2 separate regions of the Homo sapiens genome follow, and region 1 is linked to region 2. Evidence: read pairs that join two places in POLR2A ChIA-PET (ENCODE). Cell type or tissue: GM12878. All regions are shown on one strand. Each heading gives the region's core, and the rest is flanking DNA. Links, peaks and the distances in the headings are about the cores only.

Region 1 (15,561 bases), core at 5,272-7,771, 160 kb after region 2:
TCATGAAAAGTACCATGAAACAAAGAGATGGGTGCTACAAAGTCCTGGTAGACCACTAATCAAAACTGTAAAAGGCCTTCACATATCACAGACTCATCTACCTGGTCACTTGGAACACTGGTCTGTTAAAGTTGACACAACTCTAACTGAACTAAAGCTGACAAAACTGTTGCATCAGAGAATCACCAAAAAGCATGGTAAGTTAGGAATAACTATACAAAATATATATCATTAACATTAACTCATTGTATGACATACAACATCTATAAAGTATAGGGTAAAGGGCTAAAAAGGTAACACAGTGAGAATAAATTTAGTGAGACCAATAGTAAAAATCAATGGGGCAGGCACGGTGGCTCACGTCTGTAATCCCAGCACTTTGGGAGGCCGAGGCAGGCAGATCACCTGAGGTCAGGAGTTCAAGACCAGCCTGGCCAACATGGTGAAACCCCATCTCTACTAAAAACACAAAAATTAGCTGGGTGTGGTGGCATGTGCCTGTAATCCCAGCTACTCAGGAGGCTGAGGCAGGAGAATCGCTTGAACCTGGGAGGCAAAGATTGCAGTGAACTGAGATTGCGCCATTGCACTCCAGCTTGGGCGACAGAGCAAGATTCCATCTCAAAAAAAAAAAAAAAAAAAATCAGTGAGATCACTATAGAGCCTTCTGACCTCCTGAATGGTTTTAAAAATAAAAACTTTGCTCAAAATAAGTGACACTTCTTAGAAAGTGGGGAAATGGAAAAAGATTAAGTGTACTCAGTAGGACTGGATATCTGATAGTACATTTTCCTCCAGGACTCCAAATAGAGTGGTCAAATGAAGGTTTAACACTGATCTCCAGGTAGGAGACCTGTGATCTTGTCCTATTTCTGCCACGGATCCCCTCTGACCTTGTGGTGACTCAGGCTGGTGGGCAGGAATTTCTTCATCTGTAAAATGAGACAGAAAAATCTTTCTCCTCCTCCTCTCAGGGATATGGTGGAGGGAGATAAAAAGGGTCATATATACGAAAGGGATAATTTGGAGTTGGAGTAGGACCTAGTCTTCCACTACGAATCATGATAGGGCCTGAATGTCAGGAGCTGATGAAGGCCAGAGGATGTATTATTTCAATCCACTTCAGTGTAAATACAAGAGGCCAAAGGGGAGTAGTGCTGGTGATGGTGGAAAAGGCAGACTTGGCACTGGTAGGCAGAGGTCCATGTGAAAGGTAAGAGAGGCATCTCAGGAGAAGTGCCATGTTAGAAAAGGGCATACTGTAATCCCCAACAAGTAGCTCTCCTTCTAGAAAACTGATGAAGAGGTAACAGAGGTTTGGAATGAGAGAATTTGGTTCAAACATTGGTTCTGTCAATACCTTTGAGTCCTTGGGAAAGTTAATCTACATTTTTGAGCCTCCGTTTCTTCCTTTCTAAAATGGAAACCTACGGCCAGCATTCGGTATCCATCTATGGCTGGATGGATAGATAATGGGATAACGTAATTAAAACACCTGGCACACGATGGGCACTAACATAATATTTCCTTTTCTCCACCGTCTTTACCCCTTTTCCTTCAGCTCCCCTAAACCTTTTCAGGTCCAGCTTTTTTGAGTGGCAAGTTTGAGAGGGCTCCTGGCTGGCAGGTGCCTCTAACAGGCCCTGCTCTAACCTAATTAGGGATGCACAGGAAAGGATCTTGGAAGGTGGAGAGGCTGGAAGACAGCCTGGTTTATGGAGAAATTTAACTACAGCTGTGGTTAGGTGGTTGACCTGGCTTTGGCTTGCTTTTAAATATGAACCCTTATGCACGTATTTGAAAAATAATGTCTGCTTGTTTACTTTCTTTCTTAAAGGCTGAAACTGTTACACACATAAACCACAATCTTAATCATCTCATCCTGTTTCTGCAACCAAGGAAGTCATCATTCATTGTGACATCATGTTCGGGGACCAGGCAAATAGAGGTGAGGTCACAACATAGGAAAGTTGCTTGGTGTATAATTAGTGTGGGGAGCACAGGGGGGTGGATTACAATGCACAGACAAATTCTAATCCATAGCCTGTAATTTGAGGGTTGGGTCAATCATAATTTGGGTGCAAGCACACCTACTTCCTTTTTTAATAAGGGAGAATTTAGCTCTTGTTACCCACAAGAGTTCTCAAAGTAGAAAATAATAAACCATGTTCTTGAAGCCAGTACTGAATTATCAAAGCTGAAGGAAGGGAAGCTAAAGAAAGATTAGGCAACTTGGGGTACAAATGCGTTCAAAATCCTCTCCGTCAGTATGCCAAGTCTCTGGATACCAGTGACTTATTTGCCCTGGGGTGAGAGAAAACTCCATTTTCCATCAAGCTGGAGAAGCAGCCTTTGTTTTTCAGCCATGGATAAGGCCACTTATTAGGAGGACAACAAGAAGGTAAGACTACTCCTGTCACTAGTGACTAAACATGGCTCAGTAAGTTAACACACCTCTTCTGCCCATTTCAGCAGCCCATGTTTGGATTTTTAGGCCCTACTGGATTCCAAACAGTCACCATGGGAAGAGTGGGGTGATTCCAGGGCTGGAAGAGACAAGAAGAAGGGACAAGAATGCCTTCAGGGCTAGGCCGTCTTAGCTCTAGCATATCAGTGCTCTGGATCAGGCTTTCTGGACAGTCTTCAGAAAGCAGCATTATTACCTTTCGGCGAACAGTGCACCGGTGACACATCCACTCTCCAGGAGGCAACATTTCTTCACTCAGTGGAGGGTTACTGTGGGGAACAGACAAGGGCAAGACTAAATAACTAGCCCTTTGAGGCAGTAGGAAAAGCCTAGCTAGGTTTGCATGTTCCTAAACTCCTATTGTGGCCAGTCCTGCAGGACTGCTAGGGTTGTCTCCTCCAAAATGCCTAAGTCAGCATCACTCATAATAACCTAAGGAGTGACCATCCCTTCCCACACCTTAGAGAGAGAAGCCAAATCCAGAGCTATTAACACTGGGTTTGTAGGGAAAGGTATAATAAAATAACTGAGAGGTCCTCCACACTGTTTTCTTAAAGCCTGTTAGTGTAGAGCCAAGCTTTTCTAACTGCTGTTCAAAGCCCTGTCACATGGTCCCACCGTTCCATCTTCCCAGACCCCTTCAGGTGCTCTTCCCACTATTCAAATGGAAGACTTCCTATTTCTTCCTCTAGAATACTCTTCCTTTAGAAAGCTATGCCTGTCAAAACTCTATTCATCCTTTCATACCTGCCTCAATCAGCTGTGATGGATTAAAGACAGCTGCAAATTATCTGCTCTGCCTCCCATCCACAGGTAGTCCCTTTCCCTCCTCTTGAATTGTGCTTGTCTTATGACTTGCTTTGACCACAGAATGCAGCAGAGGTGACAATGTTGCAACTTCCAAAGCTTGGCCTTAAGAGATCTGCAGATTCTATTTTTTAAGAAATATGCTTGGAAAGTTCCATCTCAGAGCCCTGCTGTCATGCTATGAGAGAGGACATGGAGGAGACAAGGTATTCCAATCAACAGTTTTGGGCTGGGCGTGGTGGCTCACACCTGGAATCCCAGCACTTTGGGAGGCCGAGGCTGGTGGATCACTCGAGATCAGGAGTTCAAGACCAGCCTGGCCAACATGGCGAAACCCCATCTCTACTAAAAATATAAAAATTAGCCAAATATGGTGGCACATGCCTGTAATCCCAGCTATTTGGGAGGCTGAGGCAGAAGAATTGCTTGAATTTGGGAGGTGGAGGTTGCAGTGAACCAAGATCACACCACTGCACTCTAGCCTGGGCAACAGAGTGAAACTCCATCTTGAGAAAACAAAAAACCAGCTTCAGCTGAACTCCAAGCCAACACGCAGCAGCAACTACTGCTATGTGAGTGAGTCATCTTGGACTTACCAGTTCAGTGAAGCCTCCAAATGACTGCAGTCCCAGCCAACATCATGTGAAACAGAAAAACCACCCAGCAGAGCCCAGGCAACCCTCAGAACTGTGAGAGATAATAATGAGTTTCTGTACCAGGCCAATGAGTTTTGGCGTAGTTTGTTATGCAACAATAGATAACCAAACAGCTTTTCCATGAGTTCATATTACTCCTGTATCTTGGACCTCTTGCTGCATGGGTTAGTTCTCTTTTGGCACTTCTCATGCTTTGCCCATTTCAGCAGTTCTCTTACTTATTTTATTAGAGGGACTAGGACAATGATTGGATCTCTTCCCTCCTTGTATTTTTATAATACAGAGGTTGTGCACACAGCAGATCACCTGAGATTGGAAGTTCAAGACCAGCCTGGCTAACACGGTGAAACCCCATCTCTATTACAAATACAAAAATTAGCTGGGCGTGGTGGTGGGCACCTGTAATCCCAGCTACTTGGGAGGCTGAGGCAGGAGAATCCTTTGAACTCGGGAGGCGGAAGTTGCAGTGAGCCAAGATTATGTCATTGCACTCCAGCCTGCGTGACAAAACTCCATCTCAAAACAAACAAACAAACAAACAAACCAAACCAAAAAACAGGCCAGGCATGGTGGCTTACACTTGTAATCCCAGCACTTTGGGAGGCCGAGGCAGGCAGAACACGACGTCAGGAGTTTGAGAACAGCCTGGCCAACATGGTGAAACCCTGTCTCTACTAATAATACAAAAATTAGCCGGGTGTAGTGGCACGCGCCTGTAGTCCCAGCTACTCAGGAGGCCGAGGCAGGAGAATCGCTTGAACCTGGGAAGTGGAGGTTGCAGTGAGCCGAGACAGTGCCACTGCACTCCAGCCTGGGCGACAGAGTGAGACTCTGTCTCAAAAACAAAACAACAACAACAACAACAAAAACCACATTTATGCTTAAGAAATTCCTACCATTGAGTTCTTGGCTAAGTCACCTACTTGGAATGGTATGCAGGAAATTTTTCTTCAAATAATGGGGGAAATGGTAAAAAAAAAAAAAAATTGAGTATTTTTTTTTGAGATGGAGTTTTGCTCTTGTTGCCCAGGCTGGAGTGCAATGGTGCGATCTTGGCTCACTGCAACCTCCGCCTCCCATGTTCAAGCAATTCTCCCGCCTCAGCCTCCTGAGTAGCTAGGATTACAAGCATGCGCCACCATGCCTGGCAAATTTTTTAGTATTTTTAGTAGAGATGGGGTTTCTCCATGTTGGTCAGACTGGTCTTGAACTCCTGACCTCAGGTGATCCACCAACCTCGGCCTCCCAAAGTGCTGGGTGTACAGGCGTGAGCCACTGTGCCCAGCCAAACTTGAGTATCTCAGAGCTTAAAGCTATGCTGTTTTACCATTTCTACATAAAATAGCACTTGACTTGGCAAATTTTCTTAGCTCCCTGTTTCCCCAGAGCCCCAAGCTTACATGTCAGATGCCCACCAAGGCTTCACAGCTCATTACTTCCCTTCCTCCCTGTTTCCTTAGTGAAATCTCAGGAGGATGCTTACCAGGAATCAGGAAACTGGAAAAACAATGGCCTGCTGGGACAGATCTCCAAGCCCTAGAGGACCACAGGTGAATGTCACCTGTAAGTCTCCGCTCATTCTAGCCAATGTAATTCTACAAAAGGCCACATCTAAACTACTGAAATGCATGCAAGTAATTTTCAAAGGCCTACAGACTCTGCTATGCTTCAGTAGCTGTCCTATCAAAATTAACCCTGAAGGGTGTCACTTCTGATTCTGTTTCTCATCATTTCTGTTCATCTGCCCACTGGCTTTGTACCAAGATATCCTACATCAAACATTTAAAACATTTAAAGTAGAGAAGATAAGACCCCTGTGGCCAGAACCCTCTTCTTTCTCCAGCTCAATCAGTTGGCCGGCTCCCTACACAGACCATACTGTTTCTCATCTGTGTCTCTGCTCACTCCAGGGCTGCTACCCACAACTACACCACTCTTCCCTAACTACTTCACCTGGTAAGCTCTTTATCTTTTGAGACTCAAGTCACGTATTCTTTCCAGGAAGCTTTCTCTGAAAGTCTCTGGTTCCACAGAGCACTTCTGCACCACACTGTATTCAAACCATTACATGTCTGAATCCCCTTCTCCATGCCTCATTTGCCTTTGTACCTCCACACCCTGTACAATGCCTGGCATGTAGTAAGTACTCAATAAAGCTTTAAAGAACTGGGGAACACTAAGGAATGGGCTTCTAGGAAGTGAGTGTAATCCTTCAAAGCTATGAGGGGAGGTAATGCAATGGGGCAGGCAACTGTTTTGTGGGTTAAATCACACATGAAATTACTTATGTTTTCTAAGTTACTACACAATGAGACAGAAGAGGAGTCCAAGTCCATACTGGCAAGCCTGTACTTACTGAACCATCCCACCTCTACTCATTTTAATCTTCTTTAAACAATTTGATTTTCAATATCGTTTATCTTAACACAAGGTAAAATGCTTAAACTTGTATTAAGAGGCTCTCAGAAGTAGCATCTTGCTAGTTTCTAAAGGATCACTTTTAGAGTTACCAAGTTTAAGAACACACTTCTGGCCGGGTGCAGTAGCTCATGCCTGTAATACCAGCACTTTGTGAGGCCGAGGTGGGTGGATTGCTTGAGCCCAGGAGTTCAAGACCAGCCTGGGCGACATGGTGAAACCCCACCTCTACTAAAAATACAAAAAATTAGCCAGGTGAGGCGGCATGAGCCTATAGCCCCAGCTACTTGTGGGGCTGAGGTGAGAGGATCACTTGAGCCTGGGAGGTAGAGCCGTGATCGTGCCACTGCACTCCAGTTTGGGCAACAGAGTGAGACCCTGTCTCAAAAATAACAACAACAAAAAACAAACAAACAAAACCACACATTCCTCAGAACTCTAGATAATGACCACAGGCTCCCTTTGTTAAGCCTGCCCTAAAGTATGGATAGGGGCTATGAATTTAGGGAGTAGTCCAGGGAAACCCAAGCATTGTCTCCCAGATGAAGACAAAACATTTAAAAGACTGAGGCCATCATTCCTTTTTTTTTTTTTTTTTGAGACGGAGTCTTGCTCAGTTGCCCAGGCTGGAGTGCAGTGGCGCGATCTTGGCTCACTGCAACCTCTGCCTCCAGGGTTCAAGCGATTCCCTTGCCTCAGCCTCCCGAGTAGCTGGGATTACAGGTTGCCCGCCATCACACCCGGCTAATTTTTATATTTTTAGTAGAGATGGGGTTTCACCATGTTGGCCAGGCTGGTCTTGACCTCCTAACCTCAAGTGATCCACCCACCTCAGCCTCCCAAAGTACTGGGATTACAGGCGTGAGCCACTGCACCTGGCTGAGGCCATCACTTCTTAAGATCTGCTTTTTTTTTGTTTGTTTTGAGATGTAGTCTCACCGTATCACCCAAGCTGGAGTTCAGTGGCGTGATCTCGGCTCACTGCAACCTCTGCCTCCTGGGTTCAAGTGATTCTCCTGCCTCAGCCTCCCGAGTAGCTGGGATTACAGGTGCCTGCCCCCATGTCCAGCTAATTTTTGTTTTTTTTTTAGAGATGGGGTTTCACCATGTTGGCCAGGCTGGTCTCGAACTCCTGACCTCAAGTAATCTGCCTACCTCGGCCTCCCAAAGTACTGGGATTACAGGTGTGAGCCACTGTGCCTGGCCAAGATTTGCTGCTTTCTTAGGGACAGAACATGCATCTTGAAATAACAAATTTGAAATGATGGTATCTTGGGAGAAGGCAGTAATATCTAAGATTAGATGGATAGGAAAGAAAGGTCTTAGAAAATGATCATCATAGGCATAGCTGGAACACAAGAATCACCCATCATAAAGCTTTCTCATGACCATGTTTCCTCTCTGCTTCAAGCAATTAATTCCTTTCAAGCTATTTAGAAGGCAGCTTTTCAATTCAAACTTCTATCTTTTTTTTGAGGCAGGGTCTCACTCTGTCACCCAGGCTGGAGTGCAGTGGGGCAATCTTGGCTCACTGAAGCCTTGACCCCCTAGGCTCAAGCAGTCCTCCCACCTCAGCCTCCCGAGTAGCTGGGACCACAGGCGCATACCACTACGCTGGGCTAAATTTTATATTTTTTGTAGAAATAGGGTTTCACTATGTTGCCGAAGGCTGGGTCTTGAACTCCTGGGCTCAAATGGTCCGCTTGCCTCTGCCTTCCAAAGTGCTGGGATTACACGTGTGAGCCAACACGCCTGGCTCAATGCAAATTTTTTAGAGGAAAGGGATTCATGAAATGGTTCCAGGAAAGACACTGTCATTGGGGTAAGCTCAGGAACCAATTCTGAAAGAGGCTGTTTTGCTCCATATCAGAAATACTGCTGACAGGGAAAGGATTCCAGGGAGAAAGGAGATTCTGCAGCCTCACGGTACTCATGTACTTATTCTGAGGACTCCCCACCTCAGCTGCCCATCTCAAAACTCCTTCCGCAGCTGGGTGTGGTGGCTCACGCCTGTAATCCCAGCACTTTGGGAGGCCAAGGTGGGTGGGTCACTTTAGGTCAGGAATTCGAGACCAGCCTGGCCAACATGGCAAAACCCTGTCTCTACTAAAAACACAAAAATTGGCTGGGTGTGGTGGTGTGCACTTGTAGTCCCAGCTACTGGGGAAGCTGAGGCAAGAGAATTGCTTGAACCCAGGAGGTGGAGGTTGCAGTGAGCCGAGACCGCATCACTGCACTCTAGCCTGGGTGACAGGAGATTCTTCCCAAAAACAAAAACAAAAACCCCTTCTTCCTTGGAAGAATGGTATTCCCATAAGCCTAGCGTGCAACTCTGAAAACAATTACATGCACACCAGAGTCTTTAAATCATGATATGCCTGTCAAGAAAAAAAGGCTCTGCCCTCGCTCCCTCTCATCCTCATGTATCAATGAAGACAGGGTCCTGGAGGCCGTCCTTTATAAGAAAAAATCATTAAAAGTTAAAAGTCACGTAACACTGAGATTACTCTACCAGAGTTTCAGCTGCTTAGCAGTGAAAACACTATAATGAGACAATGCTGCTTTTGTAAAGACATCAATGTGTTTCTTAAACTAAAGCCTAGAAATAGCATAGTGATAATTTCATTGACATCTAGGTATTACAGTTCACAAAGTATTTTAACAGATGTTCTTATTTGATCTTCACTACCATACTGTGAGATAATTCTTATTCCCATCATACAGGTGAGGAAACTGACTTATCTAAAGCCACTAAGTAGCAGAACTGGAACCCAAATCAAAGTTTCCTGGCTCTTTGAAATCTTGAGCCTAAGCTATTTTTGTTGTTGTTGTTTTGTTTTTGGTTCACTCTCAGGATATGCTTCAGAGCCCAAGTTGTTTTTTAAGAACCTTTAGTAGTCTTCTTATTTCTGGGGTACACAGTGAAATATCCATCAGGGTACCCTCCTTAACCTCAAGGCTGCGCATTTCCTTCTACATCAGTCAATATTTATTGAGTACCCATGACTTTCTCATCAATGTACTAGGTACCACACTGAAAAATGAACGCAAAGCAAACAAATTATCATCTACCCCATCAAAAAAGTAGTCTAGGCCAGGCTGTAGCTCATATCTGTAATCCCAGCACTTTGGGAGGCTAAGGTGGGAGGACTACTTGACCCCAGGAGTTAGAGGCCAGGCTGGGCAACATGGTGAGACCCCATTTCTACAAAAATACAAAAATGAGCTAGATGTGGTGGCATGCATCTGTAGTCCCAGCTACTTGGGAGGCTGAGGCAGGAGGATCACTTGAGTCCAGGAGGGCAAAACTGAAGTGAGCCATGTCCACACGACTACACCCCAACCTGGGCTTCAAAGCAAGACCCCGCCTCAAAAAAAAAGTAGCCTTGGGGAGAGAGGATCAAAATCATCCATCCACTCAAAAATTATTGGATGTTTATTTTAGGCTAGACAATGTGCTAAGTGCTGGTATTTCAGACATGGTTCTTGATTTTAGGGATCATGGGCTGGAGATAAGGTGAAAAGGACATGCAGTAATGAGAACATACATAATCAACTACAAACTGATTCTTACCATAAAGACCCACATAAAACTCAATTACTTATGGATGCCAGAATCAATGAAGAGCCCCAAAGTTTGGACATTTGGTACCTGAAGGTGACATGCGATTTTTTCCTACTCTTTTCATAATTCAGAGCTATTTAACAAATGGTAATTCAGCCAGTGAGCCTTTAAAGACAGTGAAGTTAAGGATCGTGAGGAGTTCAGGAGGAAGCCATAGTTTCAGAAGCAGGTATATTTCTGCATTTTGATAAAATACCTGATAAAAGGAAGGTTCTAGCAGTGGAGACATTTCTTCTGAAAATGAATGTTTAAGTCTGTCTAGAGCACAATAGTGTTTGAACCTTTCTTTTCTTTCTTTTTTTCTTTTCTATTTTTTTTTTTTTTTTTTGAGATGGAGTCTTGCTCTGTTGCCCAGGCTGGAGCGCAATGGTGCGATCTCTGCTCACTGCAACCTCTGCCTCCCGAGTTCAAGCAATTCTCCTCTGGAGTAGCTGGGATTACAGGCACCCGCCACCACGCCCAGCTACTTTTTGTATTTTTAGTAGAGACAGGGTTTCACTATCTTGGTCAGGCTGGTCTCGAACTCCTGACCTAAGGTGATCTACCCGCCTATGCCTTCCAAAGTGCTGAGATTACAGGCGTAAGCCACTGTGTCCAGCATGTTTGAACCTTTAGATTCCTTCTGAGAATTATCTGAGTACTTGGGATGGTGAGCTCTGGAATAGTTGTCTTCTGTACCTGAACTGGCTTGTCTTGGAAAACTGGTAGCTTTTTAGCCAACAAGCCAAGGACCTCTACTTTATTTTCTGGCTTCAAAAGAGCATAGCCTGCATTGCTATGAGACATGCATTCTTTTCCATAGGCAGAGATGACAGTGCCCTATGAAGACAGAGCTCTTGCAGAGTATCTTCCCATTTTCACTGCTGTTGATAAATTTCCTACCAGATCATTTGTTAAAAGGCCCTGGCCTACAATTCCTGGCCAGAAAGCGACCGTTCACTGCTTTTACAACTCACTATTTTATTTTATTTATTTTATTTTTTTATTTTGAGATGGAGCCTCACTCTGTCGCCCAGGCTGGAATGCAGTGGTGCGATCTCAGCTCATTGTAGCCTCTGTCTCCCGGGTTCAAGAGATTGTTGTGCCTCAGCCTCCTGAGTAGCTGGGATTACAGGCATGCACCACCACACTGGGCTAATTTTTGTCTTTTTAGTAGAGATGGGGTTTCACCACGTTGGCCAGGCTGGTCTTGAACTCCTGACCTCAAGTGATCCGCCCTCCTCAGCCTCCCAAAGTGTTGGGATTACAGGTGTGAGCCACCACTCCTGGCCCCAGCTCACTATTTTAACCACTACCTGATCTTAAAGACATGCTGTTAGTTATAAAGCTGTTCATAACAGTAAAGCCCTAAATCTTCAGAGACTGTACATTCAATTGGAGGGTATGTTTCTCAGTTTGGTGTGGCTCTCTGTGAGGCCTAGAGGGCCTACAAAGTGTTAAGAGTAATATTAACATACAAACCAATTCCTAAAGCCAACCTCTTCAGCATGACTCCAACATACCTAGACTCCCATAAACAAATCCAAATGGCCCATCTCTACTGCTGAGAAGGTTATCTAGATCAGTCTATTTCTGGAGTCATCAAGGAGAAAACCACAAACATACATCCCTCAGCTAACTGTAATGCCTATACTGACAGATTTCTGTTTCAAAGATTCAAATCGAAGCCCAGAGCCAGATGATCCCAACTCTCAGCCCGAGGTTAAAGTTCAGTTTTAATTTAGAATGCCTTGCATTCACTAATAAGGCTGCAGCTCAACACTGCAAGTAGAAGATGTTGGTAGTTGTCATGGTTCTTGGCGCTCTAATTAAGAGGATCTATTTCAAGTCATATACCAGTGTGGTTGATCTGAGTCTAACCTCACTCATCTCCCTCGCCTATTAATACATGTGAACCTGCACGACATTAACATTTACTTCAGATTTAGTCGCTACCAGTGGGACCTGTTGCTCCACAGCACCATGTTAATTATCCATCCAGAACAAGCAGTTTCTCAGTCTGGAATTGGAGGGGAGAGCGGGGGATGGGGGAATAAGAGAACAAAGGGAAGAGGCGAGAGGTAGAGGGAGAGAAAGCAAGTAGATGAAAAATATTTAAGAAAAAGTACACTCCATTTTCTCTTTCTGGATTAACAAAATAATTCTATTTAATACAAATACTTAACAGGAACACTATGTAAATAGCATATCCATATACAATACACCAACAGCCTACTAAGCAGGTTCTCTTCCAAAAGAGGTCAGTCACATGAACTGGTAGGGTCTTTCTTGTCAGAACCCGTAATTCTTCAGGAATCAGAAGCTCTCTAGCCATCTATAGCAGTTTCAGTTTCAGTCAAAATAAAACATCAGTTGGACTAAAAAGAAAGAGTTCACTGCCCCTATCATCATCTGTATGCCTCCCCACCCTTTTTTTTGGTGGGGGAAGAGGTGTTCAGCAAGCAAACAATAGGACTGAGCAGTTTTGATTTTTAATTTCACAGTTCACGGGGCTCATCCATCCATCTGAGGACCACTACCAGATAAAAATCCTGCAATTATATTTAGTCTCACTGTGTAAGACAAACTGCAAAACATAAATACATGCTCAGAACTAGCCTACTCTCCCTCAGACTGGCCCTGCGGCCCTCATCCAGCTCAGAAAATGTGTTGATACTAGCCAAAATGGGGAGTGAAGGTGATCACTGAAAGGACCACAATCATGTCTCAGCCTCCTAGCAGCCATTTTGCTCTATAAAGGGAGCCATGAGCACAGAGAACCAGCCTTTTATAAACGAAAACAAACTTATGTCCTGGAAAAGCTAAGTGGTGCTGGGTAAAGTTTAATTTAAATTTTAATTTAAATTAAAAGTTGCATTAATACACCCAAATTTTAAAGTGCATGCCTTGAGGGAACAACATTTAATGAAATGTAAATGTCAGCAGAAATAGCTAGCTTCCTCTGGACACTTGTGTGGGCATCAGCTTTTCTCTTCAAGTATGGCCTGTCTTTTGCAGGAAGATAGCTATATTGAAGGATATTAAAGAGATGGAAGGAGAAAATTCATAGGGTCCCTCAACCTTAATCCCTTATCCTCCTTCATCCTGGCTACTGACTCAAACACCACTAATGCCACAAAGTACATAAAAAGGTACAAGGACTGTTGGGTTTCTCATGCAAAGCCTCAGTGAGAGTGTTAACAAGGAAACAAATGAAGTGCCAGAACATTACAAATGCCCCATTGAGAAACTTAGCTAGTTGCGTCACTTCCACAGGCAAACAATCCTTTTAAACTGGCTGACTGTGCCCCCAAGTTTTATCGCCTTCTATGTAGAGCTGGCTGGTGGCATCTTCCCGGTAAAGGACACCTGGATACGAGTGTTACTAGTTAGTACAGGGAAAAAAGGAAGCAGGGAGGGTAGAGCACTGACAGTTATACCAGGTGTTTGCCTCTGCTAACTTTTCTACAAGCTGAGCCTCAGTCTCAAGGGCCTGATCTATCACTAGCCTGGTTTGGCTATTCTTGCAATTCTGGCTTCTCTACAAAGAAAGATGGGCTGGGGTGCAAACATTTTAAAAAGGGCCTTCATTAATTCACCTCATGATTGATGCTAGAGCCCACCTGTTTTGGAAAAGGGACAAAATTCTGGCCTCAACGGTAATTTTCTCACACTCTTGGGAACATTCCATTGGAAGGAAGAACCAACAACTGCCAACTCTGTATTCTGGAAGAGTCTCAGAGGTATGGAAAGCTGGGTACTATTCTATTGCCAAATTTTAACAGACTATCAAGAAAAAGGAAATAGCCAGGTGACACACTTCTTGCAGACACAGCTCAGGAATGTGGGCCAGTTTACAGTTTATATATATTGTACCTAAAATTCTATAAAGGCTCAGAAAACAAAAAATACTAACAATGTATTTAAAACCCAACAAAATCAAGAGAGCAGGTTTCTTTCTTTCTTTTTGAGATGGAGTCTCACTCTGTCATCCAGGTTGGAGTGCAATGGCACCATCTCAGCTCACTGCAACCTCCGCCTCCCGGTTCAACTGATTCTCCTGCCTCAGCCTCCTGAGCGGCTGGGATTACAGGCAGGCACCACCACACCCGGCTAATTTTTGTATTTTTAGTAGAGACGGGGTTTCACCATGTTGGTCAGGCTGGTCTTGAACTCCTGACCTTGTGATCCGTCCACCTCAGCTTCCCAAAGTGCTAGGATTACAGGTGTGAGCCACCGCACCCAGCCTGAGAGCAGGTTTCTACTTAAGACCCAGCTGCTTTTTCCTAAGGAGGGACTTTGGTTTAATTTACCCTCCCCTGACAGGGTCTATAGAAACAGGAAAAAGTGAGAATAATACTATTTGGGCCATGCCAGCACAGGGATTATACCCCCCTACTTTTACCCTTACCCTCTCCCATCCCCCAATTCCACTCATAAACATCAAAGCTCCCCACCCTACAGGACTGAAGTAATCTCCTGGGCATGCTGTCAAACTGTGCTGTCATGGTTTGATGCCACAGCTAAGTGCTGACTTGGGCTTCCAAAGCCTTCCAGTTATACCCACCAGTGACCTATTTATGAGTTGAACATACTTCTCCAGAGCCATGATTTTCCCCTTTGGTCCACTTTTCTTTCAGATGGTCCCTAACCAAAGAATGATCACCCTAAAGGTCTGCATGTGTACACACAAACGGTGAGCACTCAGGAAAGCCCTCAAAGAAAGGCAGCAAGCATACAAACCTTGGACATGCGTTATTTGCTATAACAAATAAAATGGAGATACTTTTCTTAACATACAGCTTACTTCAACACCAACAAACTGTAGCCTGCAGTCAGATGCCTGATATCACAGAATTAGGCATTTCCTTTGGTATGACAGTTTGCTAAGTTAAAATGGCTAAGTGTCACCCATGCCAGGCAAAACAACAAGGACCACAAAGGAGGGATACAGCAAAACAAAAATGACAAAGCAAAACAATGTTTATTAAAAAGCCAAAATTACTGACAACTCTCTCTACATTTTAGATGATGCTTTTGCAAAAAATGGCAAATAAGATCAGGGAAAGTTAAATATAGCCAACCTATGTATCGAACTATGACAAGTTACAGGTTTAGGCACATTTAATGAGATTAATGGAGCATAATTTTCACAATTATAATGTATTCTGACCAGTAATTGATGACTGCTAATTGAAAAAGTTCACTGTAGAGTTTCCCTCTAAAGCTGAGAATCAGCAGAACTATGATGGTTTAGTGAACGTGGGAATTAACGAGCACTCAGCTGATCACAGGAGCCTAGGGGTAGTGGAAAGAAAAGCAAGAGTAGGTCATCATTGCCTTATTTCATAATGCAGAGGCTTCTTTAAATTCACTTGAAGCTCTGTGCATTTCATTAGTTTCTCTGCTCTGTTCTCTGCACAAATGCAGACAGGAGAAAAATAATATTCAACATCCCTCTGAGGACCATAGCTGAGTAAAAAAGATGCTTGTGCTGCCACAAACAGGGGTCCACCTGGAACTCAAGCTTGCTAGTAATTCTGAGAGGTTCCCCTATCCCTGCCTGGCTTGGAGGTAAAGTGATGTCTTTGGGCTACCGTTAAATTCAA
Region 2 (15,561 bases), core at 8,514-11,013:
ATAGTTGAGGTAGACACGGTCACATTCGGGGGGGCATCTGAGTCTGGCATCTTCCGGCCTCCATGCAGCAAGGGATTGTGGGGGTGCTGGAGACCCTGGTGAGCCAGGGCCTGAGGGTGGACCAAGCCCTGGGTTTGGGCCATGGGCTGAGGGTGGCCCAGGCCCTGAGGCTGCTGGAGGCTCTGAGGGTGGGACAGTGCCTGGGGTGGCGGGATACCCTGAGGGTGCTGCAGCGTCTGGGGAGGGGCATGGGCCAGGGTCTGTGCATGCTGCAGGGCCTGCTGGCGGGCCAGAGCCTGGGCCTGGGGGTGGGCTAAAGTGCTGGGTGCCACAGTAGCATAGGGTGCCACTGGGGGGTTCATGATGGCCTCAGGGAGCAACCGGGCTCGGGTGCCGTCAAAGTCCTTGAGTATGCTTTTGGCTGGCACTTTGACAATGGCAAGCAGGCCTGCCTTGGTGGCAGCCTGTGTCGGGTAGGGGCTGTAGCGCTGGGCTGATGTGTCGAGGCCGTTCACAGTACGACGAACGTGTTTCCGCTGGGGAACCTTCACACTGTTGGGGAAGATTTTTATAGTCAGTGGGTTGTTTGCGACCTTCTTAGCATACGCATCCAATTCGGCTGGGGTAGGATAGTGAGCAGTTCTCATTTTCTGTGTAGTGTCCCCTAGAGAGAGAGAATGGGAAGGAGAGCAAAGAGGGAGAGGGAGCTCATCAGTGCCAAGGCAAACAGCCCTTCCAGATTCCCCTTTTGAGGGCCTGGGGTGGGGTGGGGAAATGACTAGATTGTCATCTGTAGCCTTCATTCGAGACCCAGCTTCAGTCTTCACATTAACAAGCACTGCTAATGTTCAGTAAGTGCTTATAGTGGGCCAGGCCTTCTGCCAGATGACAGGCCATCTCAATGAATCCTCACTATTGCTGTAGAAGCAGGCACTATCATCATTTACATTTTATAAATGAGGTAAGTAGAGATCAGAACAGCAAAGCATCTTTCAAAGTCTCATATCTTGCAGAACCAGAATTTGGCCAATTCTCAGAGAGGTAACCGAGAGTTCTCCCCCTACACAGAAATTCAGGGTCGCTGGGCACGGTGGCTCACACTTGTAAATCCCAGCATTTTGGGAGGCCAAGGTGGGTGGATCATCTGAGGTCAGGAGTTCAAGACCAGCCTGGGCAACATGGCGAAACCCCGTCTCTACTAAAAATACAAAAAGTTAGCCAGGCGTGATGGCAAGCACCTGTAATCCCAGCTACTTGGGAGGCTGAGGCAGGAGGATTAATTGCTTGAACCCAGGAGGCGGAGGTTGCAGTGAGCCGACATCGCACCACTGCACTCCAACCTGGGCGACAGAGCAAGACTCTGTCTCAGAAAAAGAAAAAAAAAAAAGAGAGAAATGCAGGGTCTGGAACTCTACCAGCCCATGTGGCTTGGGGGTAGGTTCTAAGCAAAGCTCCTTGTCAGGGCCATGGTGGCCCTTCAGTCTAGAGGGTACCCAGAGCTACGACTCTTCAGTCTGCAGGGACCAATGAGGGATCAGCTTTCCCTTGCATCTTGGCAGCTGGGGGGCTTTGCCCACTGGGTGGGCACCCTGAACAGTAGACAGAATGCTTCCTTTCAGGAGCAGAGGAATAAGCTGCCAACATCTCTCCCCTTCCCCATGTCACAAGTTCACTTTTGTTTACAGTTTACTCTATGCCCGACTGGATGAGGATCAAAGGCTTTATTTATTTGCTTGAGAAGGAAGATAATAATGACAGGGCAGCAGGGAGGGAATTGAGAAGAAAGGATTCAGAGCATCTTTCAGTCCTTTCAGTCCTGAGAGCCAAAAATAGTCTGTATTTGGTCCATGTCAGCTGTCATTTTCCAAAAAGAAAGAGGAAAAACCTGCCTGCCTTTGGAGACTGCGGAAATGCCCACTCGGTGTGCCTCATTAATGTTAACAGTCTCTTTGTTCCCATCTCCTGTTGCCTCCCATCAGGGGGCTCAGCGGATGTCCGGCTTCCAGTCAAAAAGGAAAAGGTTCTGAGAACAAGGGCTCTTTAAGGATGCCAACCTCCTGCAAGGGGGCTCTGCTCTACTCTCTCGTCTCTGAGGGAGGGTCTCCCCTGAGTATACACAAAAGGTGCCTAATAAATGCTTGCTGAATGAGTACACAGACTGCCCAAAGCAGAAGTGGCTTGGCAGGAAGCCCAGGCTCAGCTAGCCGACTCTCTCCTTACTTCCTCCTCTTGCAAAAGGCAGGAGGATAGGCCAACGACTAATCTGACTGAATGCCCAGCTTGTGGCCTCAGGTGGCCTTGGCCCAAAGGAGACTCTATTCAAAGTCACATCACTGGGCATCACCTAGAACAAAGGTAGGCTAATGAGCATATTAGAAGGAAAATGGGTACAGCTCTCTTTGTTTGGTGATAATGCTGGTTAGCAACTCCTGCTCTGGGAAGCAGGAAAAGAAAGCTCAAGTCAGGAGGGGCAGAGAGATTTGGGCCCATGCTCACAAGCAGATCTGGGCAAAAAGAGCCAGGCATCCCCACCTCCCAAAACAGGTCTGTGCTTTCAAATACTGGCAAAAAAGTCTGGGATCACTGATTGAGAGCAAGTCCCTAAACTCAAGACATCAGAATTCCAACAGAAGCTGCCTTGGTCAACCACTGTACCTATGTGTCTTATTGGTCATAATCTCATATAATACTCCTAGCACAGTGCTTTAAACCTAGCCCACCTCCATGCTGGTGGGCTTCTCTCCTTGAAATCCAAGTAGAAGTCGTATAGTACCTTGATGAGTAGAAGAGTCCCTTTGTTCCAAGTTAGTACCAACTCTGAGGTTTTTTTTAGCAGAGGCAAGGGGGAAGCTTGACCTCATTCAGGAGTATGGAAGGGGACACTTATCCACATTGATTAGTTTTCTTTGTCCTGCCTCCACTGATGCTGAAATGGTGAAGAGGGCTGTCAAAGGATTCAGAAATAAAGTGAAATGAGGGTAGGGAGGGTGGCCACAAGGCTACAGTAGCTTTGTTAAGGAAGAACCCCAAAGATGAGTACAGTATATTGAACAAAAAAGGGGTATCATTCTGGGAATACAGCACCATCTACCTCACATACCAGACTTAAGCCTAACTCTTAAAAAAAGTTTTCTGCTGGGCGCAGTGGCTCATGCCTGTAATCCTGGCACTTTGGGAGGCCGAGGCGGGTGGATCATGAGGTCAGGAGTTCAAGACCAGCCTGCCCAGCATGGTGAAACCCTGTCTCTACTAAAAATACAAAAAATTAGCCTGGGATGGTGGAGCGCACTTGTAGTCCCAGCTACTTGGGAGGCTGAGGCAGGAGAATTGCTTGAACCCGGCAGGTGGAGGTTGCAGTGAGCAAAGATTGCACCACTGCACTCCAGCCTGGGTGACAGAGCGAGACTCCATCTCAAAAAAAAAAAAAAAAAAAAAAGTTTTCTCAGCTGGGCATGGTGGCTCACGCCTGTAATCCCAGCACTTTGGGAGGCCGAGGTGGGTGGATCACGAGGTCAGGAGTTCAAGACCAGCCTGGCCAAGATGGAGAAACCCCGTCTCTACTAAAAAAATACAAAAAATTAGCCGGGCATGGTGGCAGGTGCCTGTAATCCCAGCTACTCGGGAGGCTGAGGCAAAGAATTGCTTAAACCCGGGAGGCAGGGTTGCAGTGAGCCAAGATCGCACCACTGCACTCCAACCTGGGTGACAGAGTAAGACTCCGTCTCAAAAAAAAAAAAAAAAGTTTTCTCAACACTTATCACAGCCCCCACACAGGCACCCTGACTACTTATTTTCTTCTGTAATGTATTTCTGTAACTACACAGCCAACACAGATACCACAGCTTTGTAAGCGACTTACTTAAATAGCTTATACCAATAGTGTCATTAATAGAGACATAGACAATGTAGGGAATAGGAAATCTGTAGTTTGTAAAGGGTTAGAGAAACCTGTATTCAAGTACTAGCTTCATCATTTGCCCATACTGAGAGCCTGTCATTCCTCAATTATCAACAGGGATGAATTCTGCTCTCCTACTTCACAGAATTACTAAGATCGAGAGTCAATGAACATTTTCACTAAATGAGCATTTTCATTGAAAATGAAACAATGATGGTCAATAGTTACCATTCAAGGATAGCAGATGTGGCTGAGTCTGACCACAGACAACACAAAGAAAACTGACTAAGGAAGCCCCAACTGCAGGACAACCTGGCCTTCAGCCTGAGAGTTAAATGTAACAGAAAGCACTGCTGTCTATTCCAGGATGGACTGGAGGCAATTTTCTGCCTGAAATTCAGTCCTCCCAATGGAGACCTCTCTGTTCATCCTTCTGTTTTGAAGGTCAGAGGGCACAGGTGGCATAGGCAACAGGAACCTCTATCTGTAGGCAGAGAGGCACAGGCAATGTGTTCAAACACAGATTTCAGAGTCTGAGCTGAGTATGGGCCAGTCACAGGACTGTCATGTGGCACTGGCAAGTGACAAACCCTCTCTCTATACCTTATCCTTCTGACAAAGGCAAGAGAGTCTTCCATATGGAATTTTTGAGGAATGGGTGACAACATATGTGAAAATATTCAATATAGTGCCTGGCACATGGTAGCAACTTGACAAATGTTAGCTATTATTTCTATGACTTTATCCAGTCATTGGGTCAATCTGCCATTTCCAGACCCCTCCACTAGGGGGCAGATATGCACATAAAGAAGCAGTAAAAGAAGGTAATTTTGGCATTTGTCCCCAGAGCCCCAGTGTTCTGCCATGGAAGGAAATCAAAGTTGTTATCTGAAGATGGTTTAAGGACCAAGGACCTTTTATCAGCTATTCAAACAGTAAATATTTACAGAGCCACTACTATATTGTGATCCTGAGAAGGGGAAATACAGAGCAGAGGTTTAGGATTAAGAAAGAAAAAATTTCCAGTGGCGCATGCCTGTAATCTGAGCTACTCGAGAGACTAAGGCAGGAGCACTGCTTAAACCCGGGAGATGGAGGTTGCAGTGAACCGAGATTGCGCCACTGCACTCCAGTCTGGGTGACAGAGGGAGACTCCATCTCAAAAAAAAAAAAAAAAAAAAAAAGGGCCGGGCATGGTGGCTCATGCCTGTAATCCCACTACTCAGGAGACTGAGGCGGGAGAATCACTTGAACTTGGGAGGCGGAGGTTGCAGTGAGCCGAGATCGTGCCACTGCACTCCAGCCTGGGTGACAAGAGCAAAAGTCCTCCTCAAAATAATAAAATAAAATAAAGTGGGCTGGGTGTGGTGGCTCACACCTGTAATCCCAGCACTTTGAGAGGCCGAGGCAGGCGGATCACCTGAAGTCGGGAGTTCGAGACCAGCCTGACCAACATGAAGAAACCCTGTCTCTACTGAAAATACAAAATTAGCTGGGCGTGGTGGTGCATGCCTGTAATCTCAGCTACTCAAGAGGCTGAGGTAGAGAATCGCTTGAACCCAGAAGGCGGAGGTTGCGTTGAGCCGAGATCACGCCATTGCACTCCAGCCTAGCAACAAGAGCAAAACTCTATCTAAAAAAAATAATTAAAAAAAAAATAAAAATAATAAAAGTGAACACCAAGATAAAGCTGCCAATTTGCCCGTCCTCCAAATGGCTTTTCCCTTGATATCACATCTTTGGGTAAAGCTGTCAGAGTGTGTTAAGGAACCCAGAACAAAGGAAGCTTCTCTTTGTCATCTTACTGCATGCCTCTAAGTACGTTCCCTCTCCAGTTGTGTCCCCAGAAGCCCAGAAATAGGCACGATGCAGTTAGGATGCTGATTTGGATGACCAGAGAGTATAACATAACACCTTCATCACCCAATCATCACTTATTAAGATAAAGGATGGGTTGAGAAAGCTATAGCAGAGCTTGCCTTATTGTGTCAGGCAACTGTAGAAGGAGGACTACCACCTTCAGCTGTTATTACATAGAGCTGGATTCACTGGCCAAATTCCAGAACTAGCCAGGCTCTGAGTCTTACGCTCTCTCAAAGAAATGAAGTCTAAAGGCTGGACCATTTTTAACTTCTGATGATGTTCTCACATGGCAGGGGCTGGCAAACGACAGCCTGCGTGCCTGGTCCAGTTGCTGTTTTTTTGTAAAAAAGTTTCACTGGAACACAGACACCCTCATTTGTTTATTGTCTGTGGCTGCCGTTGCCCTACAATGCCAGAGTTGAGTAGATGCAACAGAGACCACATGGCCCACAAAGCTTAAATTATTGGCTATCTGGGCTTTACAGAAAGTTTGTTAACCCCTGTCATAAGGGGTTCAGTTAAGGTGCTGAAGCACCTTTCCTATCAAAGGGAAGCCTAGCCACCTCAATGATTTCCCCTTTGTGCTCTGAATGGAAGGTCTATTCCAAATTTAGGGCTGTTTTTACACCTGAAGATACTATACATGGTAATGTGCCAAGAATAGAATATTTTCCTTGCAGATCATGTATTACAGGGAGAGAAGGTAGGAAGGAGTCCGGGAAAATATGAAGTATAAAACCCCAATTCCAGAAAGTTAAGACAAGAATCTAACAGTTTTCAAAGGCTCAATCTTCTGGGAAGTGTATTAGCAGGAAAATGCCCAGAGAGACTGAGAAAGCTAGCTCTCCATCTCTTCTGAGGGCAAAAGCTCCCTGACTTCCTGTGAACTAAAGTCACACTGACTCAGAAGGCAGGTAGCAAAGCCAAAGGGAACTGTCTGTTTCCATGGTAGACTACTAAGAGAGTTCAAAACAAGAGAACAGCATAGTTTATTTCAGAGATATAGTAAGTAATCTGGACTGTGAGTTTTCATTCAATTCCCTATGAAGGTTCAAACTGAAACACCTTTTTTAAGGGTGATATATATATATATATTTCCCCTGAAGCTCTTTATAGTTTTGTTGTTCAACAGAAAGCTATCAGCAACAATTAAAATTGAGATACAATGGGGAATTACAGAATTTAAGCAGACCCCTAATGGCTGGACACAGTGGCTCACACCTGTAATCCCAGCACTTTGGGAGGCCAAGTTAGGGGCATCACCTGAGATCAGGAGTTTGAGACCAGCCTGGCCAACATGGTGAAACCCTATCTCTACTAAAAATAGAAAATTAGCCAGGCATGGTGGTGGGCACCTGTAATCCCAGCTACTCGGGAGGCTGAAGCAAGAGAATTGCTTAACCCGGGAGGGAGAGGTTGCAGTGAGCCAATCAAGATCGCGTCATTGCACTCCAGCCTGGGTGACAAGAGCAAGACTTCGTCTTAAAAAAAAAAAAAAAAGAAAGGTGTCAAAATTCAAGGTCAGTGTACCCCAGATGTGCTTCAAGGACGGCCCAAATGTAGAGACAAAAACAAAGAATCACACATGCTCCATAGGATCCAGATTACTTACATTTCTGAAGTCCAGTGTTCATCTGCGTGTGAGAAAGAAGCTGAAAGGACAGGTCACCTGGCCCTGGTAGACAGGCTAGCATGGCAGATTGGCATCAACACAACATGGGGCAGTGGCTCACACTGTAATGAACAAAAACAAGGTCATGAAACACAAGGCAACTCATTCGAAGAAGAGAGTAGGAACACTGGATATGACTGGCGTGAGGCCCAAGTTTAGACACATAAAGCAATTTAATTAGCAGTGTGTTGGTTGAAAGTATACTTACATCTTTATCTGTGACGACAATTTGCTGTCAAATATCACTATGGTTAAAATGATTTTTCAGTTACCACAGATGTATGGATGGGAGAAATAAAACTGGAAAGCACCTATTCATACAACTGGAAAGTACAGGTGCATTTATAATGTCTCAGTATTCCTGAGGAGAGTGGGCCCTCATAGGGCCTGGCTCAGCCAGCCCATTTATAGGCCTGGTTGGAGACCAGCCAGACATTTTCAGAAGCAGCACATTATATGATTGCAAAGGTACCCAATGTCTGACTTGTGAGCCAGTAATATGAACCCACTTTTATTTTATTTTTTTTGAGACGGAGTTTCACTCTTGTTGCCCAGGCTGGAGTGCCATGGTGCGATCTTGGCTCACTGCAACCTCTGCCTCCCAGGTTCAAGCGATTCTCCTGCTTCAGCCTCCCGAGTAGCTGGGATTAAAGGCACCCGCCACCACGCCTGGCTAATTTCTTTGTATTTTTAGTAGAGACGGGGTTTCACCATGTTGGCCAGGCTGGTCTCGAACTCCTGACCTCAGTTGATCCGCCCACCTCGGCCTCCCAAAGTGCCGGGATTACAGGTGTGAGCCACTGCACCCGGCCATGAACTTACATTTATTTACTTATTTATTTATTTATTTAAGACAGAGTTCTGCTGTCACCTAGGCTGGAGTGCAGTGGTACAATTTTGGCTCACTGCAACCCTTGACTCCTGAGTTCAAGCGATTCTCGTCCCTCAGCCTCTCTAGCAGCTGGGATTACAGGCGCATGCCGCCATGCCCAGCCAATTTTTGTACTTTTAGTAGAGATGGGGTTTCACCATGTTGGTCAGGCTGGTCTCAAACTCCTGACCTCAGGTGGTCCGCCCGCCTCAGCTTCCCAAAGTGCTGTGATTACAGTCATGAGCCACCGCACCCGGCCGAACTCACTTTTAAATGGAAGGAGGAAAGCATCCTAGGAGGCACAATTAACCACTGTTAAAGCAAATTCTGTTTGCAAATTTCTGGGGCTTCACCCTTCCTGACATGCAATTAGACCTCCTGAACTACCTCTCCCACCCCCTCAAAAGAAATGCATTGCTCCCAGACTAAAGCAAGGAGAAAGGCTGCCAGCAGCTCTCTTCGTGCAGGCAATCCTGACATGTCAAGACCGCACGAGTTTCATTAGTGATGTTTACCAACCAGACATACACAGCCCAAGCAAGCAGACATTGATGGGGCCTTCTGTAGCGAAAGAAGCCCTGTCAACAATGCAAGCTCCTTAGGTAACAGAAATACGATTTTCCTAAATAAGTACACGAACTTCTTTTCCCATATTTCAGAAACCAAGGTGGCAAATTATGGCTTTAGATCACAGCAAAAAAGGAGTGGGGGAAAAGCTCAAAAGTTAAAGACGACAAAAATCTCCTTATTTTCTTGAGAGGGCTCTCTCAGGTATATTAAACTACCTTGTCATGATGAGTATCAGAGGGCTCCTGCTTCCAAGACCAGGTAGCTGAAAAGACACTTTGTAAAAGAGGCTGCTCAAACTGTGTCTAAGATAGCAACTGCAGAAAGAACTGAAGATTGAATGCCTTAATGAGAACAGAGCTGTCCAAGAGTTCTGGCACAGCGTCAGTCTTTTTAAGATCTCTGGTGGGTGGGAAAACAGAATGAACACAGTGAGCCAACTTCAGTGCCTCAAGAAAAAAAAAAAGTCTTGGCCGGGCACGGTGGCTCACACCTGTAATCCCAGCACTTTGGGAGGCCGAGGCGGGCAGATTACCTGAGGTCAGGAGTTCGAGAACAGCGTGGCCAACGTGGTGAAACCCTGTCTCTACTAAAAATACAAAATTAGCTGGGCATGGTGGCGCATGCCTGTAGTCCCAGCTACTCAGGAGGCTGAGGCAGGAGAACTGCTTGAACCCAGAAGGCAGAGGTTGCAGTGAGCAGAGGCTGCGCCACTGCACTCCAGCCCGGGCCACAAGAGTAAAACTCTGTCTCAAAAAAAAAAAAAAAAAAAAAAAAGAGAGACTTCTGTTGGGGTCTGGATGCTGATCTTTACATAATAACTTCTCCCTTAAGACCCTAACACAGCTGAAGGCAAACTCCAAGGAAAGGAAGAGAATTAACAAGTACTGGGAGCTAAAACTGTGAAATGGGCTGTATGAGGGGCTTTAGTGATGTTTTCTTAATTGAGTCTCTCAAGCCTTGGAAACAGGTAACAAACTTCACCTGTCATCTCATCATCTCTAGATGGGATTACTATTAGCCTTCTAAATGGTCTGTTCCACGCTTACCCTTTATCACCCAATCTATTCTCTATTCAGCAATGTTAGTTCTTTTTTTTTTTTTTTTTTTTTTTGAGATGGAGTCTTGCTCTGTTCCCCAGCCTGGAGTGCAGTGGTGCGATCTCGGTTCACTGCAACCTCCGCTCCCGGGTTCACGCCATTCTCCTGCCTCAGCCTCCCGAGTAGCTGGGACTACAGGCGCCTGCCACCATGCCCGGATAATTTTTTTTTGTATTTTTAGTAGAGATGGGGTTTCACAGTGTTAGCCAGGATGGTCTCAATCTCCTGACCTCATGATCCGCCCGCCTCGGCCTCCCAAAGTGCTGGGATTACAGGCGTAAGCCACCGTGCCTGGCCCAAACGGGGTTTCACCCCATGTTGGCCAGGATGGTCTCGATCTCTTGACCTCGTGTTCCGCCCGCCTTGGCCTCCCAAAGTGCTGGGATTACAGACGTGAGCCACCGCGCCCGGCCAATTCTGTTAACTGAAAGTCAGAGCAGCTTAAATATCTCTAATGACTTTCCATCTAAGAATAAAATACAAAATCCTAACATGGACCCCAAGGCCCTCCATGATCTATTACTACTGGTTCTCTGACCTCACCTTCTGACCTACCCTGCCCTCTCTTGCTGACTTACTTCCAGCCACCATGGTCTCACCATGGTTTCCCTGCAGTTCCTTCAACGAGCCAAACACGCTACCGCTTTAGGACTTTGTCCTTACCATTCCCTCTGCCTGGAATGTTCTTGCCCCAGATGTCTACTTATTTTTCTAGCTCCCTCACTTCATTCAGGTTTCTGCTTAAATGTCACTTCTTAAGGGGAGGGCTTCTTTGACCTCCATGTCTAAAACAGTATCCTTATTTCCCTCATTTTTTTCTTTTAAAATCTATCCTGAGACCCTGAACTCAACAATTCCTCCCACACAATTAACCCCAGGCACGTGGCCCTTCCTGTTGTTAACTCCTCTATTTCCCTCACTTTTTACCACCATCATTACCACCTGTTTTACGTCCATCTCTCTCCACCCCACTAGGATATAAACTCAGTAAGAACAGACCCTTGGTTCGTTTTGTTCATTATTATATCTAGAAAAGCATCATCTACTAACACTTACGAGGCTCTCCATAAGTAACTGTTGACCATATAAAAGGCAGATTGTTATTAATTTTTTGAGGTTGTCATTTAATCTACATATGTCAATCTATTAATGATGGCAGAGCCCAGGACTGAAACCTAGATTTGACTTTTCCCAAAGCCTGTGGCTCACTCTTCAACTCCAGGTTCTATCAGTTTCCTTTTTCTTCAGACAGCCTATCAGCCAGGCTGGAGTGCAGCAGTGCCATCTTGGCTCACTGCAACCTCCACCTCCCACGTTCAAGCGATTCTCCTGCCTCAGCCTCCCAAGCAGCTGGGATTACAGGTATGCACCACCATGCCCAGCTAATATTTTTTTTTTTTTTTTTGAGACAGAGTCTTGCTCTCTCACCCAGGCTGGAGTGCGGTGGCGCCTTCTCGGCGGCTACAATGCTCCGCCTCCTGGGTTCCCGCCATTCTCCTGCCTCAGCCTCCAGAGTAGCTGGGACTACAGGCGCCCGCCATCATGCCCGGCTAATTTTTTGTATTTTTAGTAGAGACAGGGTTTCACTGTGTTAGCCAGGATGGTCATGATCTCCTGACCCCGTGATCTGCCCGCCTCAGCCTCCCAAAGTGCTGGGATTACGGCGTGAACCACAGTGTTGGGCCATATCAGTTTCCATTTTGAATAGTACATTCAGAAGGTTCTAAGGGTCACAATGTCTATGATTAAGAGGCAATTATATATATATATGTGTGTGTGTATAAATATGTGTGTGTATATATATGTGTGTGTATATATATATATTTTTTCTTTTTTTTTTTTTAAAGGAGAGGGTGCAATGATGCTCCCTAGCTAGTAAGAGTCCCATCTTGGCCTTCTAAGGGAAAGATAGGTAAATGAAAAGACTGCTAAATCCAAGGTCAGACAGCATATAGAAGGCTTTATAAAAGAACAGGAAAACTCAGAACACTAAATAAGAGAGTGCTTTCTTGGACTCTGCAGTTGGCCTCAATCATCGGATCTGGAATATTACTTTTTACGATTTTGGAAGCCGATACACACCTGTAAGTAATAACTGAGGAAGGTAGAGTATGATTAGTCTTTTTACCTTTCAGTGTGTATCAATGTTAAGTGAACAAGAGCAAAAGGAAAACCATATATTTAGTATTTTGCAACATATATAAAATAACAACACTGGCTGGGCGTGGTGGCTCAAGCCTGTAATCCCAGCACTTTGGGAGGCCGAGGCAGGGGGATCACAAGGTCAGGAGTTTGAGACCAGCCTGGCCAACATAGTGAAACCCCGTCTCTACTCAAAATACAAAAAATTAGTCGGGCGTGGTGATGGGCACCTGTAATCCTAGCTACTCGGGAGGCTGAGGCATGATGATCGCTTGAACCTGGGAGGCAGAGGTTGTCGTGAGCTGAGATTTTGCCACTGCACACCAGCCCGGGAAACAGTGCGAGACTCCGTCTTAACATGAAAAACATGAACAGCCGCTACTATCTGAGGGCAATTTTTTGTCTTTATACTTTGGCATGTATATTATTTCTACAAATAATTTTAAAGGCCAGGTGCGGTGGCTCACGCCTGTAATCTCAGCACTTTGGGAGGCCGAGGTGGGCGGATCACGAGGTCAGGAGATCGAGACTATCCTGGCTAACACAGTGAAACCCTGTCTCTACTAAAAAATACAAAAAATTAGCCAGGTGTTTGGTGGCGGGCACCTGCAGTCCCAGCTACTCAGGAGTCTGAGGCAGGAGAATGGCATGAACCCGGGAGGCGGAGCTTGCAGTGAGCCAAGATGGCGCCACTGAGCTCCAGCCTGGGCAACAGAGCGAGACTATGTCTCAAAATAGTAATAATAATAATTTTAAAATAAGGGGGAAAAAATCACTGATAAACCAAAAACCTCAACCTTAAGAAACGTTCACATCTGTATAGCTAATACTCTGACGATGGGGATACAAAAACACCTTCACTCAGTGGTCTTGCAGATATCATTTTTTTCCCAGTATTTTTTGGAAAGAACCAATCTTTGTCTTTTTTTCTCCTTCTTCAGGGAACTTTATGAATCCAGAAAGAGCCAACGTTTGAATGATTACTGCAATCTCACATCTATTAAATCCTGATACCTGCAACCAAGAGATGAGTAGGAGATGTGGATCCTAAGAGGTGACCTGTAACATACTGCCCCTCAAACCACATCTTTGGATTTCAATAGAAAGAACAGAGAGAGGCCGGTCGCGGTGGCTCATGCCTGTAATCCCAGCACTTTGGGAGGCCGAGGCGGGCGGATCACGAGGTCAAGAGATCGAGACCATCCTGGCTAACACAGTGAAACCCCATCTCTACTAAAAAAAAAATACAAAAAAAAAAAAAAAAGAACAGAGAGAATTAAACCAGCTAGGGCCACACGCGGTGGCTCATGTCTATAATCCCAGCACTTTGGGAGGCCAAGGTGGGCAGATCACAAGGTCAGGAGTTCGAGACCAGCCTGGCCAATATGGTGAAACCCCATCTCTACTAAAAATAGAAAAATTAGCTGGGCATGGCGGTGGGCACCTGTAGTCCCACCTACTCAGGAGGCTGAGGCAGAAGAATCGCTTGAACTGGGGAGGCGGAGGCTGCAGTGAGCCGAGATCGCGCCACTGCACTCCAGCCTCGGCGACAGAGCGAGACTCTGTCTCAAAACAAAACAAAAGAAAAAACAGCTAAACTATGGCAAAGAGGCATTAATGAATTTATTGATAGCAAACAAAGAAGTAAAGATAAGAGGTGAATTCAGCAGACTCCAGAAAGTCAACTTTTGGTTTGGGCAGGAAGGAGTGAACCAGTAAGAAACAGAGCTTGAGGTCCTCCGTGATTACAGTCCCAAGAAGAAACTTCCACAAGTCTAGAATACTCTAGAGCTCTCACTGGCATGAAACGAACTGCTAAGATTACAGTCCATAATTTGTGATCCTTGCTTTAAGAATTCTGGGATCCAGGGCAGGTGCGGTGGCTCATGCCTGTAATCCCCAGCACTTTGGGAGGCCAAGACGGGTGGATTACCTGAGGTCAGGAGTTCAGGACCAGACTGGCCAACGTGGTGAAACCCCATCTCTACTAAAAAAAAATACAAAAAATTAGCCGGGCGTGGTGGTGGGTGCCTGTAATCCCAGCTACTCGATAGGCTGAGACAGAATTGCTTGAACCTGGGAGGTGGAGGTTGCAATGAGCTTAGATCACATCATTGCACTCCAACCTGGGCAATAAGAGTGAAACTCTGTCTCAAAAAAAAAAAAAAAAAAAAAAAGAATTCTGGGATCCAATCAGGCACATTGGCTCACGCCTGTAATCCAAGCACTTTGGGAGGCCAAGGTGGGAGGATCACATTAGGTCAGGAGTTTGAGACCAGCCTGGCCAACATGGCAAAACCCCATCTCTACGAAAAATACAAAATTAGCCGGGCATGGTGGCATGTGCTTGTAATCCCAGCTACTCGAGAGGCTGAGGCAGGAGAATCACCTGGGTCCAGAAGGCGGAGGTTGCAGTGAGCCGAGATCATGCCACTCCACTCCAGCCTGGGCGACACAGCGAGCCTCTGTCTCAAAAAAAAAAAAAGAATTCTGGGATCCATTTGTCATCCTTTCCAGAAGACTTCCTCCAGTACTAAGAAAGTCCACAAGCCCCTTGACCAGTTTCACTGACGTCAAGAATCAGATCCTGCTAGGGTAGAAAAGGTACGGAATGAGCTCAGACTGTGGCAAGGTCATGAGGGTTGTGATGAAACAAGAATGAAACAACCTCTCCCCACAACATATTCTAGAAAGCAGAGATGTCAGAATAAAGGAATCCTCCAGAGGCCTGGCGGCTGAGTGGAGGCATTTTATTTAAAAGCTTCAAACTACCCACACCTTTTGATTACCATCTGGCTTTTTCTATTTTTCTTTTGTTTTCTTTTTTTTTTTTTTCCTGGACAGAATTGACTGGGGTCTGACTTTTTCTTAAATGTAAATTCCAATATAATTTTACAGCTGGTATTTCCAGAATTAGATCCAGAAATCAACACTAGCACTACTCTCTGAAAGTGTTTCAGAATGCAACTCTTAACTGCTGAAGAGAATCAAGTAGTAACCTGGAGCAGGCCAAATGAGTTACAGACATTACAGAGAAAGATCGATCACTTTGGCAGAGCCTCTCTGTGAGCTTTAGCTAGTTTTCCTAACGCCAGCTGGTATGCTACGTTAGCTACCCAAGGCAGGGGGACTATGGTATCACAGTGACCACAGAACTAAGCTTTTCCAACTCTCCTGGGGCACCTGCACAAGTGCTAGCATTTCCCAGACTACCTCTAATTAAGGAACAAACCTTTTTCCCTACTGGAAAATTCAAAAGTGCTTTCATCTCTGCTCCCTGCCCCCGACCAGAAGAGGTTTTATTAGAGTTCTGATGTCACACTCTCTGCTTTCCTGGGTGGCATCTGAAAAAGGACCACCTGTGCCTTCAGGGTAGATTTGTGCCAGTGAGAAAACCTCAGCTTCAGGAATTCATGACCAGCCTGGTCAACCATGGTGAAACCCCGTC

What was found. ChIA-PET counts read pairs that join two places held together with the same protein. Peaks named below come from ENCODE experiments on the same cell type or tissue, not always from the same donor. Only the 100,000 strongest peaks of a DNase experiment are listed, where the experiment ranks them.
Region 1: POLR2A ChIA-PET joins it to region 2 with 11 read pairs; 11 of 35 experiments call an interaction of 5 or more read pairs at or near these places.

Annotation. Positions count from the first base shown.
Region 1 is chr17:28,924,328-28,939,888 of GRCh38, forward strand. It overlaps PHF12 (PHD finger protein 12), which reads right to left. Exons shown (of 15, transcript NM_001033561.2): 3 at 2,664-2,736. LOC101927018 (a long non-coding RNA gene) reads left to right here and starts at 1,948. Exons shown (of 2, transcript NR_110803.1): 1 at 1,948-2,401. RefSeq lists enhancers at 1,700-1,749, 1,770-1,949. In GM12878, for the core only: no CTCF peak of the experiment used is centred there; no DNase peak of the experiment used is centred there.
Region 2 is chr17:28,759,213-28,774,773 of GRCh38, forward strand. FAM222B (family with sequence similarity 222 member B) reads right to left here. Exons shown (of 3, transcript NM_001077498.3): 2 at 7,374-7,495; 3 at 1-664. The coding sequence starts at 7,455. LOC124903965 (a long non-coding RNA gene) reads left to right here and starts at 11,582. Exons shown (of 3, transcript XR_007065689.1): 1 at 11,582-12,055; 2 at 13,055-13,167. RefSeq lists enhancers at 1,470-2,067, 2,068-2,664. In GM12878, for the core only: no CTCF peak of the experiment used is centred there; no DNase peak of the experiment used is centred there.